2 separate regions of the Homo sapiens genome follow, and region 1 is linked to region 2. A link is an interaction called in ENCODE POLR2A ChIA-PET data of the cell type or tissue named here. Cell type or tissue: A673. All regions are shown on one strand. Each heading gives the region's core, and the rest is flanking DNA. Links, peaks and the distances in the headings are about the cores only.

The links. ChIA-PET counts read pairs that join two places held together with the same protein. Peaks named below come from ENCODE experiments on the same cell type or tissue, not always from the same donor. Only the 100,000 strongest peaks of a DNase experiment are listed, where the experiment ranks them.
Region 1: POLR2A ChIA-PET joins it to region 2 with 9 read pairs; 1 of 35 experiments calls an interaction of 5 or more read pairs at or near these places.

What each region holds. Positions count from the first base shown.
Region 1 is chr7:16,303,065-16,311,408 of GRCh38, forward strand. CRPPA (CDP-L-ribitol pyrophosphorylase A) reads right to left here. Exons shown (of 10, transcript NM_001101426.4): 4 at 5,459-5,563. Among named protein-coding and RNA genes, the nearest start is that of CRPPA-AS1, 97 kb to the left of the region's middle. In A673, for the core only: no CTCF peak of the experiment used is centred there; a DNase peak (open chromatin) is centred at 4,717.
Region 2 is chr7:16,509,917-16,518,260 of GRCh38, forward strand. No RefSeq gene overlaps it. Among named protein-coding and RNA genes, the nearest start is that of LRRC72, 13 kb to the right of the region's middle. RefSeq lists an enhancer at 2,036-2,537. In A673, for the core only: no CTCF peak of the experiment used is centred there; a DNase peak (open chromatin) is centred at 4,555; H3K27me3 peaks cover 2,863 bases.

The DNA.
Region 1 (8,344 bases), core at 204-8,203, 210 kb before region 2:
ATGTAGGAAAAAAATAAGGCTAAAAGTACTTTAAAATTCACTAGTTTTGGTTGGCATGTGCTTGTTTTAGAAATACTATAGCATTTCACATTTTAATAGATTGGTTGAATTGCTTGAACAACTTTTTATCTGTGTTATCAAGTTAGCTGCTACTTTATTTCTGGATAGTAAGGTATAGTTTTGGTCCAGGATTTACCTGCCAGGATAAAGGAATAGCAGAGGAATCTAATTTGGATAGAAGTGCAGTAGCCCACTTCACTAAACAAAGTTTCTGTACAAATCTAGTAGTTAGCTAATCTGGAGGATAAAAATTCCAATTTCATAGGCACGGTAAGGTAATAATACGGTGGGAATTTCTCATTCCTATCACGTCTACATGTTGTTCTTGTTTCTGTGTTGAGACATAAAATAGTAAAAAAAAAAAAAAAAAAAAAAAAAACTTTCAGAACACAGCCAGTTGGCCACTATCTCCAATAATTTAAGGTGACACATAAAGTTCTCCCATCTTTCCCTTCACAATAAATAGGCAAAACTTACATTTCAAAGATAATAGAATGTTTATTAGGTATAGATTTTTCAGAACTTATTTCCTTACCAATCATATACATATAGAAAATATTCTTTTCTGGATACCTATATAAAATGCTGGATAACTATATAAAAATATCTGAAGAGAAACAATGTCACCATATTGTGTTTTTGAAATTACAAAAACCAAATAGAGACTACTTTGTTTCTTTTGTTTTTAAACAGATGCTGAAATACTTGGACCTTAAAAAAATGTATTCCCCAACAAAAGGAATCCTCAAAAGTCATTCATTCCAATAATATTGTGATTACACAAAAACTTCAGAAACTCCTAAAAAAGCACATTCAGACAACGGAACACAGTGGTTAAATTTCTTCAGTAACTGGTTATCAATCTTGTATGGCTTGAAGATGGTTTTGACATTTAGAAACAAGATGTCTGTTCAATTAAGCCTGTACAGTGTAGTAAGAGACCAAGTTAATTAAAAGTAAATGGGGTCACAAATATGGTACAACTCTAAATTAAAGGGACTCAAGTTGTTATGCAGACTAGATGAAATCTCATCAAAATAAGAGGGTTTACTTGGGCCTGTCAAAGCAAGACTACTCCAGGAAAGCATGACAGCTGATCCCTACTCCCAGAACCAGTTCTGTACTCCTCAGTGCTTATCGCCCTGGTGGGGGTAGTGGGGTACCGTGGCCATTTTCTACCCTGCATGGTGTGTTGAAAGAAAAAAAAAACTGATATTATCTCCAGACCCCAGAAGAGCTAGCACAGGAAGGTGACATCAAGCCAGAATGTTTACCTTTTACTTTTACCAAAACGTATTTATAAAATACAAAATACAGACCAGCCTGGCCAACATAGTGACACCCCGTCTCTACTAAAAATACAAAAATCAGCCGTGCATGGTGGCAGGCACCTATAGTCCTAGCTATTTGGGAGGCTAAGGCAGGAGAATCACTTGAACCCAGGAGGCAGAGGTTGCAGTGAGCTGAGATCTTGCCACTGCACTCCAGCCTGGGTGACAGAGCAAGACTCCATCTCAAAAAAATTAATTAATTAAAGAAAATAAAATACAAAATAATCCTCCTAGGATTTCTGGTGGCAACTGAAATTCTACTACTGAAATTCTAGTACTACGTGCAGTCCTCAGAAATTTCAAGTCAGTCTTTAAACCAATGTGAAGTGAACTCCCTGACTTTTCAGGGGAAAGGGAAGGTGTATTGTTCCATGTTTCAGGATCTTCCTTCGCCTTACACTGTTACATGGTAATAAAATGCCTCAATTATGTCCAAATATGTCTTTTACTGTCAGATTTTTGAATCATGTTTCAAGTACATGGCCATGCCATCTGAGTCCAGTACCAGTTTAGCATAATTGTACTAGAACTTTTCAGATACATTTTTTTTTAAAAGGCAGCATCTTTGGAGTTAGTGTAGAATTAGGACACTAATTTCAAAGCATAAACTCCATTGTTGTGTAAAACAAATACTCTCATCATACAAAATAAGATCACAAAATTAAAGTAAAAGCCTAATGACAAATCTTACAATGTTATCAAAAGGGGTTAAATAATTAGCTATGAAAATACCAAAAAAAGAAGTCAAAGATGAGACAAGAGGCAGAAAGAGAAAATAGGGACCCTGAAAACAACAGCAATATTTGCATTCTAGCATCACCTCAGTTAACAGGGAAAAAAATGTGATACCAAAAAACAAACAAACAAAAAACGCTTATAACGTCTATCTGTAAGACATTTTCCCCAATCCAGAGCACGACAGGACTTTTAGGGTCCAAGCTCCCTTTGAAGCATGGCATTATTCAAATCTCATTCATAAGAGTAGAGCTCTCTACTTCCATTCCATGTGGAAAGTGATGCTATGATGCTGATTTCTAGTGGGGGGATCGCCCTTTCAGCATGTGTTTCCCAGGACTGCTACAGTGAATTACTACAAACTGGCAGACTTCAAACAACAGAAATTTGGCTGGGCGTGGTGGTGGTGGGTCACGCCTGTAATCCCAGCACTTTGGGAGGCCAAGACGGGCAGATCACAAAGTCAGGAGATCAAGACCATCCTGGCCAACATGGTGAAACCCCGTCTCTACTAAAAATACAAAAATTAGCTGAGTGTGGTGGCAAGCGCCTGTGGTGGCAAGCACCTGTAGTCCCAGCTACTCGGGAGACTGAGGCGGGAGAATTGCTTGAACCAGGGAGTCGGAGGTTGCAGTGAGCCAAGATTGTGCCACTGCACTCCAACCTGATGACAGAGCAAGACTCCGTCAAAAACAAACAAACAAAAAAATTTATATTCTCTCACAGTCTGGAGACTAGACATCCGAAATCAAGATACAAGTAGGACCCTCTGAAAGCTTTTGGGAAGAATTCTTTCCAGCCTCTTCCTAGCTTCTGGTGATGGCTGGCAACCCCTGCCATTCCTTGGCTTGCAGATGTGTCACTCCAATATCCACCTCCATCATCACATGGCCTTCTCCCTGTATCTGTGTCTCTTCTATTCTTGTACAGATATTAGTCATATTAGCTTTAGGGCCTACCCTATTCCAGCAGGACCTCGTCTTCACTTGATTACATCTGCAAAGACACTATTTCCAAATAAGGTCACATTCACAGGTGCCACGGATTAGGACTTGAACATACTTTTTTAGAGGACAGTTGAACCCACAACAATGTCCCTAAAAAGGGACTCACCAGTGGAACCAAGAGAAGCACTGTGTGGAAAGGCCAATCAGGTTAGCGTGCACTGATATTTGTTGCACATAAAAGGGGAGCAGAGCATCAAGATGTACCTGAGGACTAACACTCTTGCTGGAGAGAACAGAGAAATATAAACACCTCACCAAAAAGGAAACACTGAAGATGGAATGTAACATTCAGAGAGTAATGTGCTGCTTCCTTTTCATCCACAGATCTCAAGAGTGCTTTACAAACTTGATGAGGGCTCAGAACATGCAAAAGAGGTAAATAATCACAGCTCCAAAGATGTCAAAAGTGAGACCAGGGATTATTGACATGTCAGTAGCAATAAAACGCCTTAGAGTTTCCGCCTTTTTTCTTGGTCTTCAAATTAGGTCTGCCAGACAGCCAAAGGAGTTCTAAAGAAATGTGGGTCAGGACCTTTAATGAAACATCTAACTGGTAATTGCCAAAAATCCTCATAAATATCACTGAGCCATATATAGAAAAGGATGAATAAAATGTTTGCCTGCTGGGTTGATGATAGTTAACCCAGCAGAGGCAGACATTTTAGGTTGTCCTTAAATGAAGAGTAATATTGCATAAAATTTCTTTACCGCATAAATTTTCTCTACCAGGCAATACTTCAAACATGTCAATATTTTGGAGTCTTAGAATTCAACATTTTAAGTATTTAAGATTATCCTGAGACAATCTTAGCATGCAGTGAGGCTGATCATGTTACTGTGCAAAATAACTGATCAACTTACAGGGCTTTCTGTTTTAAAAATCAGTAAGGAAATATGCTTATAGACTCAATTAGAATGAATCTTTACTAATCAGATTTTGATGGATGTTTCATAAAGATTTCCAAAGACTGCAAGCAATATTTCAAAAGCAGCAATATGTATTTCAAGATTATGAAATAATCTTATTTCCAAATGTACTTATTTCTGATTTCCAGACTCCTATTTCCAAATGTCCTGTTCAATTCAACTAATGAAACAAAGAATCACACTCTAAACCATCCCTGGCCTTGATAAGAAGCTGCAGTATGATAGTGCCATTATCTTGTTTGCAATAAGTATTCTATTCCCTCCAAAAGAGGTTAGGCCAGGTGTGGTGGCTCACACCTGTAATCCCAGCACTTTGGGAGGCTGAGGCAGGCAGATAGCCTGAGGTCAGGAGTTCAAGACTAGGCTGGCCAACATGGTGAAACCCCGTCTCTACTAAAAATACAAAAATTAGCCGGGTGGTGGTAGGCACCTGTGATCCCAGCTACTTGGGAGGCTGGGACAGGAGAATTGCTTGAAATTTGGAGGTGGAGGTTACAATGAGACTGCACCATTGCCCTCCAGCCTGGGCCAGAAGAGTGAAACTCTGTCAAAAAAAAAAAAAAAAAAAAAAAAAAAGAAGCAAGTTAGCCATTAAAAGAACTGGGCCCTGCCACAGGAAACAGTCTAATTCCTCACAGTGGGACAGAAAGTGGATCCAGCTACCACCCCCACTGGGTTGGAACTGTTGCAGATATCCTTTTAACCCAGTTAAGTTGGAGCAACCACCCAGGGCCTGAAAGGAAATGTTGATACTGCAGGCAAAGTTGTAGCTTTAATCAAACTGAGTGAAGAAAAAAAAAAAAAAAAAAGGCTATTGATATGGTTTGGATCTGTGTCCCTGCCCAAATCTCATGGGGAATTGTAAGCTCTAACCATGGAGGTGAGACCTGGTGGGAGGTGACTGGATCGTGGGGGCAGATTTCCGCCTTGGAGCTGTTCTCCAAGTGAGTGAGGTCTCGAAGTGTCTCACTCCTCCTTTGCTTTCTGCCATAATTGGAAGCCTCCTGAGGCCTCTCCAGAAGCAGAAGCCACTATGCTTCCTATGCAGCCTGCAGAACCATGAGCCAATTAAACCTCATTCCTTTATAAATTACCAAGTCTCAGGTATTTCTTTATATTAGTGTGAGAACAGACTAATAAAGCTATCTACAGAGAGGAAGAAAAAGAAAAAAGTGAATAAACCAATCTCACAGGTTAAAATGAGATGTGTCTGAGTAAATTATCTCAAAGTGAATTTTCTTGAAGCCAAGCAATAGAAGGGATACTACACATTGATGGTTCAGTAAACCCGTGAGACTCCCTTAACTCCTACTCAATGCACTACTGGTTTTAAATGTACACACACGCAAACACATGAAAGCACAGAAAAGAACCCAAGCAAGGTATCATCCCTCTTACCTTCCAGAGGTCAGGTGATCCTTCTACAAGTTTGGCTTTAGTGCAACAGTATTTTAGGGCCAATTGCAAACACTCAGTTCCAAATTCCAAGTCATAGTCACTACACTGGTGTGGAAACAACAACAACAACAATTAAGCTAAAATGCGATTTTAAGTAAAACCAAGCCTTTTATTTCATAATCCATTGCAAACAAAGGAAGGGCCTAGGGGGCTCAAACTATTTAATCAGCTACTGACTGAGTTATAACATCCCCATTAGCTAAAAGCAAAACAGGGAATAGGAATACTGCAACCATCACGTGAAGCAAAACAAATAGTGAATAGGAATAGTGCAATCATATGAGTTTTGAGATTCCTCAGTAGTTCTAGGCGTAAAAAAATGTAATACTTTGTTTCCTTTGCTTATAAGTTACCTTTCCAAACATGTTTATAAAATGCCTGAAGGTATGGCTGAGGATTATCATATCTTAACTGTTGATAAATATATATCTACAAAATCTAAATCTCATATCTTGTATTTATATCAGGACATTTGCAGGTCATAGTTCTCTTGTTTTAGTAATTAAAATATCAATATATCTTTTAATTATTTACATTTTGTTTATAAACATGGAAAATTTAGTCTTTCATTGTGCGAAAAACTGTAAACATATCTCATAAATTCAGTAAAAATAAAACATTTTTTGGCATTTTAAGCAGAGCCACTAAAATAACCAAGTAATAATACAATTCAGCTGAACAGTACTCAGGGTACCTATCCTGTCTCCAAGTTCTATTTTAAGTACCAGATATATAAAGGTAAATGACACATGTATTATGCCCTCAAGGAACTCAGGTCTAGAAGGGGAGGCTGGCATCTAACAAGCAGTTTGTAACAGAACCTGATAGATGCAGCACTAGAAGAATGTCTAGAGGTAGCTCAGTGGATAAAACACTTAATTCTATGTGACGGCATCAGGAAGGCCTATCAGAGGAAATGGCTTGATCTCCAACAGCAGAATAAAATTGAACAAGGAGGATTATGTTTAAATCAAAAGGTGCTTTGCAAAGTTACGGAGGTTTGAGACATTTGGTAGACTAATTTTTTTTCTTCTTTTTTTTTTGAGACAGAGTTCTTGCTCTGTCTCCCAGACTGGAGCCACCATGCCCAGCTGAGACTTATTTTAGAAAGCATATCCATGTAAGGATTGCACAAGGCAACAAATATGAATATGGCATCAAGCACCCCTTGCCAAAGCTATTTTATTATCCTTACATGGAAGCTACTGAAAGAATATAAAACCTCTGGGACCCACAGTCACAAAAGGAGTTCATAAACATGTGCAGTCTCCTCTCTTGTGATCTCCTATTGGGTGCCCATAACTAATATTATTTGAAGGAGATTCTCATTAGATGTATATTCTAAATTCAAGTCAATCGCTAAATAAAATTAAGTTTAAAAAATCAATAGTGGTGATAAAATGAAATCATAAAACATAGTATATTAATCCAAAGGCCAACAGAAAAGTGAGAAAAAGAACCAAGAACAGGTGGAACAAATACAAAGCAAGTAGCAAGATGATTTTAGACAAGAAAGTTAATGAACGAGAGAGGGTATTGCACAAAATGTTTTGACACTTGTGATTCACCATGGGGGGGTTATAGTTATAATGATATCATTGATCACATGAGAAACACACACGCAAACAGACAGACACTGAAAACCATCTGCCTCCCTAGACTTGGCCCCCCGAAAACAGTGTCTAACAGCCTTCTGCCAAGGCAAAAGCCCTAAGGACACTTATCAGAGATCCCCCAAAAAGCAAGGTCCAGCCCAGTTATGCTATAGAGAAACACACAGTCAACACGCCCCAAGTAGAAAACTCACCAAGTCTAACCAGTCCCCAGCTAAACATGAGCAGAAAACCCATATTTAACTGTCACCCAAGGAAAGATTGTAATGTGAAAGATCAAAATGGCAAAAATAAAGCACTCGAGAAAATCGAAACTGCAATTTTTTAAAAACTATTAATAGATCTAGGAAGATAAAGAATTTTAAATCAGGTGACGGGGTAATATTTAAAAAGGCAGAAAAGGAAAGAGTCGTGTGACTCATCGACAAAGTCAAATACCCAAATAAAAATATTGAAATTTCAGGAAAAACAGAAAAAGATAGACGAAAACAACCAAATAATTCAGATATTCCAAAGATGAACAACATTGAATTTCCAGATTAAGAGAAATTATAGAGTATGGAAGCTAAGGGGTGAAAGTATGCCAAGCCCACTTAACGAAAACTATCTTACAAACAAGATGTAATCCAAATGAGTTGGGACTTCATAGAAACAATACAACTTAGAACAAAGAAGCAAATTAATCACAATTCTTGGGGTAATGATTTTAAACATAGAATTCTACTCCCAGGAGAGCTATCAAGTTTGAGGGCAGAATATGAACTTTTCCTCACATTCAAAGTATCAAAAGAATTTTATTATCCATGCATTGTTTTCTTTCCTACACTTTTTAAGACTTTAAATATTAGGTTCATAGCAAAATGGAGCAAAAGGCAAAGATTTCCATATACCCTCAAGCTCCCACATATACACGACCTCTCCTACTATTGAAACCTTGTAAACATAGTGGTATGTGTATTAGCATCAATAAACCTACATTGACACATCATTATCATTCAAAGCCCGTAGTTTAATTACGACCCATGCATTGTATTATACATTCTATGAGTTTTCACAAATGTACAATGATATACGTCCATCACTGTAGTTATTGTACAGAGTAGTTTCACACGACAGTGAAATTTATCTGTGTACTATCTATACATACCTCCGGCCCCCACAACCCCTTGCAACCACTCATCCTTTTAATGCCTCCATAATTTGTCTTTTCCAG
Region 2 (8,344 bases), core at 213-8,212:
TTGTGTGGTTTGAATCCAGCAAGGAAGCCCAGTATTACAGACAGGATGACAAGTGACATCATATGGTGACTGGTATAAAAAAAAAGAAGCAGCCATCACCACAGGAATAGTTCTAGTTTTGTGGCCTTGCCTAGGGGGCTCTGCATTCTGGATGTTGGTTGCCTCTTGTGGTCATAAAGAAAACATAGCTTCTTAAATAAAGTTGCATGTGCAAGACTCAAAGGCAGAAGGCTGGCAGATTAGCCCTGGCCACTCATCCCCCAAAACCAAGAGCTGAGCCTCATTCCTGCTGTCTCATTTCTACATCCCAGAAACAGCCACCTTCCAAGCTCATGATGGAGTTTCCTTAAACTTCTCCTGAAGAGAATTAAACAGAAACCAGGTCAGGATGTTCTGAGTAGACCATTCATGCCTGAGGGGTCTCTTGGACCCCTTAGAGCTTTTCCTTCTAGTGAGGATCCTCCATGGACTTGGGCTGTGCCCAGGATTTACCTGGGGTGGACAGGTAGGCACAGGGTGACTGTTAAATTCCACAGGATGAATTATTAATGTCTTTCTCATCTATGGTTAGTTTCTCCTGGTTTTCTCCTGTTACAGATAATCCTGTAATAAGGTTTTTTGTTTCTGTTTTTTTACCTAGGGTCAGCACACAGTATGGAGGATAAAAGCATGGAAGCCAGGTCAAATGGGGCGGAGGGGGGCGGTAACTGCCTGTCTCTCTTACTAGTTGTGTGACCCTCGACCAGTTTCTTAACTCTCTGTCCTTCAGTTTCCTCATCTGTAAAATAAGTCTAGGTTGGAAATCTTGCAGATAATATACCGATATAAAAGGGCTATTGCCACTCTAAATGGCCTTCTGGTGGCAAGAACAATGCAATTATTACAGGGACTTCTCAGACGGATCATGACATTAACTCTAAAAAAGGTAACTATTCTGTTTCAAGTTCATCTCTGGCAGAACAGAGCCAGATTCTTATTTTTTATGTTTTCCAATTGGTAAGTATCACTACAGTTATAAAGGTTAAAATGACAATTGTAACTTCGGATACTTCTGATGGAAGATGGAAGGGGGCAATAGCTACACACGTTTATTTATGAAAACCACACAATTTATTAGCTGTATTAGGTACTATAGCAACAGTCTGCATGCAGCATCACAGCTTTCTATTCTGACAACCCCATTATATTCGCTGTGAGTGGAAAAATCTCATAGGTTTTTATTGTTGTTGTTGTTTTTACTTTGTACATAGCTATTTGCCGTATCAACTTGCTTCTTTAAATAGACTCCTATAAAAATCGCATCTGAGCAAGGTTTTAACTCTTGATGAAACAGACTTGTTGGGTGAATGGTCTGTCTCAGTGGCATGAAAAAGGGAACAGATGTTAGAGCCTAAGCTGAGTGAAGACAATGTCTGTGCAGTGGGTCCACATTGGGGATTCAGGGCCTCAGCACGGTGCAGGGAGCAACCCTGTGAGTGGAAGTGAGTAGGAGCACAGGCGCAGTGTCAGAGTTCAAGCCAGGTGAGGAGAACATTCACGTGGAAGCAGGGCATCCCGGTGGGTATAGCAGGGTGAGGAGGGAGGTCCAGGCACACGAGTGTGGACTGTCAGACTCCACCTGAATGAGGGCAGCATCAGCTTAGCAGAGGAAACTGGCATGGTGTATAGACCAAGAAGGGAATGTCTTGGCAATGCAAGCTAAGCAGGCACAGGGAGAGATGGGTGTGGGTATTCATGCAGGGGCAGGATTGTTGTAAAAAGTTTGAGCCCAAGAAAGGTAAGGAGGGTATCCATGGAAAGGGGATACCCTCAGCCCTACAAAGTGCTACGATCACAAGGGTGAGACACCATGCCTTAATTAATTAAAAAAATAATAATAAAGTGTAGTGCTGTCATCTGATTTCAAACATCGCTTTAGAGTGGGGTGAACACACCTCAACGGCACTGTGATGACAACTAAGCAGGGTCCGTGCTGGGTGTGGGAAAAGGGATAGCTAACCATCGTGGGCACACATTACTCCATGTTCTATGTAGTTGTGATGAGCTGGATATTTGTGTGCCCCCAAAATGCATATGTTGAAATCCTAACTCCCAACACAATGGCATTAGGAAGTGGGGCCTGTGGAAGATAATTAGGTCATGAGGGTGGAGCCTTTGTGCGTGTGATTAGTGCTCTTACAAGAAGTGCCAAAGGAAAATATCTTGGGCCCCCAAAATCACTAAGGAAAACTCAAGCTGGGAACTGCTTAGGGCAAACCTGCCTCCCATTCTATTCAAAGTCACACCTCTGCTCACTGAGATAGATGCTTATCTGATTTGCCTCCTTTGGAAAGGCTCATCAGAAACTGAAAAGAATGTAGGCATTTGTGTATCACCTGTCTGCGACCTGGAAGCTCCCTCTGGGCTTCGAGACTTCCTGCCTTTGCTTCAGGTTGTCCCGCCTTTCCAGACCAAACCAATGTACTTCTTACGCATATCGATTGATGTCTCCCTAAATGTATGAAACCAAGCTGTGCCCTGACTACCATGGGCACATGCCGTCAGGACTTCCTGAGGCTGTGTCACCGGCTCATCCTCAATGTTGGCAAAATAAACTTTCTAAATTAACTGAGACCTGTCTCAACTTTTCAGGGTTCTCAGAAGCAACATGAGAGCACTCTCTCTGTTCTCCACCATGTGAGGATCCAACAAGAAGGTGGCCATCTGCAACCCACAAGAGGACCCTCACAAGAACCCAATCACGTTGGCACCCTCATCTCGGACTTCCAGCTTCCAAAACGGTGGGAAATAAAATTCTATTTTTTATAATCCACGAGGTTTATGGTATTTGGTTATAACAGCCCAGACTCTCCTAAGAAGGTGACCATGGAATGTAGGCCCTCTACTTTCTCTCAAGGGTGACATGTCAGTATGTGAATCCTGGAACTGTGATGGCTATGTCGTGATGCGGAAAGGTAACCTGAAAAGAGAGCCAACTTAGAAGAGTGTAGGATTTAAAACTATTAACAGCAGAGATTTAGAGCTCTGGCCATGATTGTACGGAACCTAAAACTGCTCTCTCTTTAAACTACTTGCTAATGGAGGCAAGACACTCCTTTATTATTTAAACAAGTAGATCTTGGTGTTCTGATATTGTAATAAAAACATTTGAATTGGTAACATACCTTTACTCCAAAGTTAGCGCATATCATTGCCAGTGAGTCTGCTAGCAGCTCTGCACATGGTAAATAGGAGAGACTTATATTCTGGGTTATTGGAAACAACAGGTAGGATTATTTACAGATAAACAGTGTAGAAATCGGAGCTTGGAAGCTTCCTCTTAACCGGGAGAAAGCCATAGCCCAGCTTTACGATTTCCCATTGGGTCTCATGTGGGACTACAGACAAGAGCCTCAGGGTCATTCCACCAGTTAAATAAAGTTTCTTTCTTTTTCTTTTTTTTTTTTTTTTTTGAAAAGGAGCCTTGCTCTGTCACTCAGGCTGGAGTGCAGTGGCACAATCTTGGCTCACTGCAACCTCCGCCTCCCGGGTTCAAGCAATTGTCTTGTCTCAGCCTCTCTAGTAACTGGGACTACAGGCACCTCCCACCACGCCTGGCTAATTTTTTATTTTTATTTTTATTTTTTATTTTTAGTAGAGATGGGGTTTCACCATATTGGTCAGGCTGGTCTCAAACTCCTGACCTCAGGTGATCCACCCACCTCAACCTCCCAAAGTGCTGAGATTATACGTGTGAGCCCCAAACCTGGCTTAAAGGAAGTTTCTTTATTTTTATTTATTTATTTTTTTTGAGACAGAGTCTTGCACTGTTGCCTGGGCTGGTGTGCAGTGGCGCAATCTTGGCTCACTGCAACCTCCGCCTCCTGGGTTCAAGCAATTCTCCTGCCTCAGCCTCCCGAGTAGCTTGGATTACAGGCGCAGGCCACCACACTGAGCTAATTTTTTTTTTTTTTCGTATTTTTAGTAGAGACGGGGTTTCACTATGTTGGCCAGGCTGGTCTCAACTTCCTGACCTCGTGATCTGCCCACCTCAGCCTCCCAAAGTACTGGGATTACAGGCGTGAGCCCAGCCAGTGAAGTTTCTTAAATGTTCATAATTAATACAAAGCATAAACTTATTACTACCATAGCTATATAGTTTAGGTGTGATCCTTATATAAGTAACAAAATGAAGTTAATAAAAAGAATTTTGTTCAAATAAGAATAATATATGAAAAAATGAGGCAAGATTAAAAAAAACAGCTGTAGGGTAAGAAGAATTGAAGCTGGGGAAGCTAGAATTTCTTAGCAAAGCAACTGTCAAGTTTACCAGTCTAATAATGTTCTTGGTAAATTTTCTTGTCAAACGACTTCCGACAGACAATTCTTGAACTTTTAGAGAAAACATAAAAATACCAAGAGATTATGTCAGAGAACAGCATAAAGTTGATAGTGGAAATAATTTTCACTGTGGGCCACACCAAGACAAACAATTAGGGAAGTGCACATGTAATTCTTTGAGCCATTAATTTGTAAATGACAAAGATCGGAAATAAGGGATTTTCTTCCCCCAAGAGACATCCTAGTTACTAAAGCTGTGATACAAAATATAACAAAAGTCAACAAAAGGAAATTGAAAAGGAATGTATGTAATTACAGCAAAGACAGGATGCATGATATTTTTCACCACCTAATATTACAATAGGTAAATGGATTAGCTAACTATACAATCTGACTTAGAAAACACAGAAAGGATTATTTAAAATAATGCCATATAAATTCTTAGTTGACTTCCTTTTGTCTAATGGTATTCACACTTTAGTGACAGTATGTTAAAAGTTTATGAGTAAAAGTAGGAATGCAGTAAAATATTTTTAGACCACCTACAGCTAGCATACATTAAATTATACAACACATTCTTTTCAATAAATGGCCTTTTTATATCATTCCAGTTACTGATAGAAACTGAAAACAGGGTTATGACATTTAATTAATTCACAAAATGCAGCTGTTCTTCAAGTTTTTGGCAGCTGTCCAATAATTTTAATGAAAAATTTTTAAAAAAGAGAATGAGGAAAAAAAATTCCACCAGAAATAACTTCAATTTTTCTATTAGTCCTTAATATGATGGAAAAGGTCAAAAGATGCCAGCTCTGGGCAAGTATTACCACAAAAATTAGAATCAATATGGGCAGAATATAGACCCAAAAAATGACATGTAAATTTGAAAATGCAATGATATTGCAAGCTACTTCCACAAGATAATGTTACCACATCACTGACTTGGTCAGACTCTCGATTTAAAGTAGAAAAATCTAATGCAAACCAGCTTCAACCCAAAGGGTAGTATATTGACTTGCATAACTAAACTACAGTAAACAAAGGTGTGGAGCTAACTAGAACGAAGGACTCAAATACTATGAGAACTGATCGTCTCTTGCTCTCTGCATTAGTTTAGTTTTCTTCTACTGTCCATCCACTTTCTATGCTGGAAGATGCATGGCTGATGGCAGCTTCTAGGCTCATGCACTACTGAACCTGGAAGACCCATGCTTAATGATAAGACAATGGAAACATTCTAGGGAAGGATTTTAAATGGCCTAGCTTGTGTGGTTGACCAAGAGTTGTGACTCAAGTTTTATGGTCCACTTCAGTCCCCACCTTTAGACAAGAAACTGTGACTGGGAGGTGGGCCATGTAGTTCCTATTCTTATTGGCTCAGTTAACAAATCCTCTCATTATATGGATAAGATAGAAAAATGAATACTGAATAACAATACATATAGAAGAAATTTGAATTAGCATTAATTAGAGAAAGAGTAGAAACATCTGTACAAAATCATCAGGTTGTAAAGCAACCCGTAGAATGGAAGAAAGTATTTGCAAGTCACATATCTGACAAGGGTCTACCATTAAGCATCTATAAAGCACATTTCCAACTCAACAACTAAAAGACAACTCAACTAAAAAATGGGTAAAGGTCTTGAATAGACATTTCTCCAAGGGAGATATGTAAATGGCCAACAAATGAAAAGATGCTCAACATCATCAGTCCCTAGAGAAATGCAAATTGAAACTGCAATGAGTGTTGGTGAGGAACTGAGAAGTTAGAACCTTCACACATTGCTGGTGAGAGTGTAAAACATTGCCATCACTGTAGAAAAGAGTTTGGGGGCTCCTCAAAAAGCTAAACATAAAATTAGCATACAACTCAACAGTTTCTTAGATATATGCCTAAAAGAATAGAAATAGGTATTTAAATGAAGACTTGTAAACAAATGTACTTAGCAGCACTATTCATAATAGGCGAAAGGTAGAAACAACCCAAATGTTCACCAACTGATGAGCAGATTAACAAAATCTGATATACTCATACAATGGAATATTATTCAGTCATGAAAAGGAATGAAGTACCAATACATGTGACAATGTATGTGAACCTCAAAAATACTTTGTCAAATGAAAGAAGATAGGCATACAAGGTCATATATTGTATAATCACACTAATATAAAATGCCCAGAATAGGTAAATTCATACAGACAGAAAGCAGAACCTGCTACTCAGGGATAGGCAACAGAATAAAAGAGCAGCACAGGAAGGGGAACTTGCAATTAGGCCATTTGAGGTCCTCTCTGTTTCACATGTCAAAACAACACATGATATTAATTTTAGGCCTTATGCCACAGAGCTCCACTGCAAATAATAGACTGCTCCTTTCTCCTTAGTTCCAATTTGAAAAACCTGGGGGGGATTATTCTGCTTAGACCGGCAAAGGTTGCATGCCTACCCTTAATGCCAGGAGTATAGCAAATTATGTTTGTCAGCCTAAGTGGGACACAGAATTGAGGATGAAACAGTGCCCCCAAAGAGGACATTCTCTTTTCAAAAGACAAGGGGGATCAAAAGGCAGCATAATTCCTAACCACCCTTCTTTTTATTTCTCTCCCTCCTTTCCCTCACAACTGCTTCTCTATATTAAACTTCCTTTCTCTTCCCTTGCCTTCTCTTCTCATCCTCTTATCTTCTCATTTCCTCTCTTCACTCTGTCTCTTCTTTACAACCCTCTTTTCTGTTCCTTTTTTCTTCTTCTCTCTTTCTCCTCCTTCTCTTCATTTTTGTTCTATTCTCTGTCTCTCACTCTCTTTCCTTATCCCTCTGCCCACTTTTAATAGTGCATTCCAACAAAAGCCACCCACAGTCATCACCTACACAAGTTTTAGGTGATCTGGTGGCCTTCAACTTCATTTCTACTTCTTCCTGAATTATTCAGAACACTAGATAAATGGTAAATAATTGGATAGAGCCTGCATTCGCTGCTAATCTGTCTCACCTATCCAAATTTATGAAAAATTGTCAAGTTCTTGGCAAGTGTGAAAACAGATTTTCTTTCTTTGTTATAACTACAGATGAATTTATGAAACAAAAATTATTTTCTAAAACTTTAGAAGCCTTGAACTTGCTCTGCTAAAGTCTCTCAATACCTTTGCATTTTTTATGAAAAAGATTTCTTTTGAACTACTTTCCAACATGTACTGCCTCTAATTAAAATGATTATTGAACTTTACTCTGCTATTTGCTTTGTGTGTGAAGGTGGTAATGAAAACATCATTAATTAGAACGTAGCAGAGGAATAAAGGCCACAAGGAGCACAAGGAAGATAGTTTGGAATTATGTATGAAGGCAACTGAAACACTTCAGGCTCTGAGGAAATAATAATAATCCATTTGATTGCCAGTCTATATCAAACAGACCAAATACAATTAAGGTAGGTTTAAAGCTATGGGTACTCAGGCTATTTGCTTCCTAATGGTCATTCCTTAGAGACTGGTCTTATTCACATCCCCCAGTGCCTGGCAGAGTGTGTGGTTTATGGTAGGAACTCAGTCCATTTTACTGCCTGCCTGTCTAAATCAATAATAAATGAAGGGTGCCAGGTTATCTAAAATAGTTTCTTCATACAGTTAGAACACTTTAAATCACTTGATGGCCCATGTCTGGCCACACATGGTGACCCAGGCTTCCTGGAACTGGTTTGGTAGTCTCTTCCTGCCACTGTAGCTTGTAGATGAGAGCAACAAAGACTCTGCTACCAAGAATCCTGAATGCCACTGCTAACAGAGATCAGCTGCAAAACGATTCCAGGACATCAAGGAAAATGACTTCCAAGCTGATTCTTCTTTCTGAAATTTACCTTAAAAATTATGGGAGTATGGAGAAGAAAATCCCAGTATCCTCAAATGCTGAAGTTAAAAAGAATCAGAGAAACCCACCTGTTAATAGATAGTGAAACCCATGTGTTCACAGATAACATCCCAATATTTTTTTTTAGGAAAAACCGCATTACCTTTACTTGGTTAAATGACA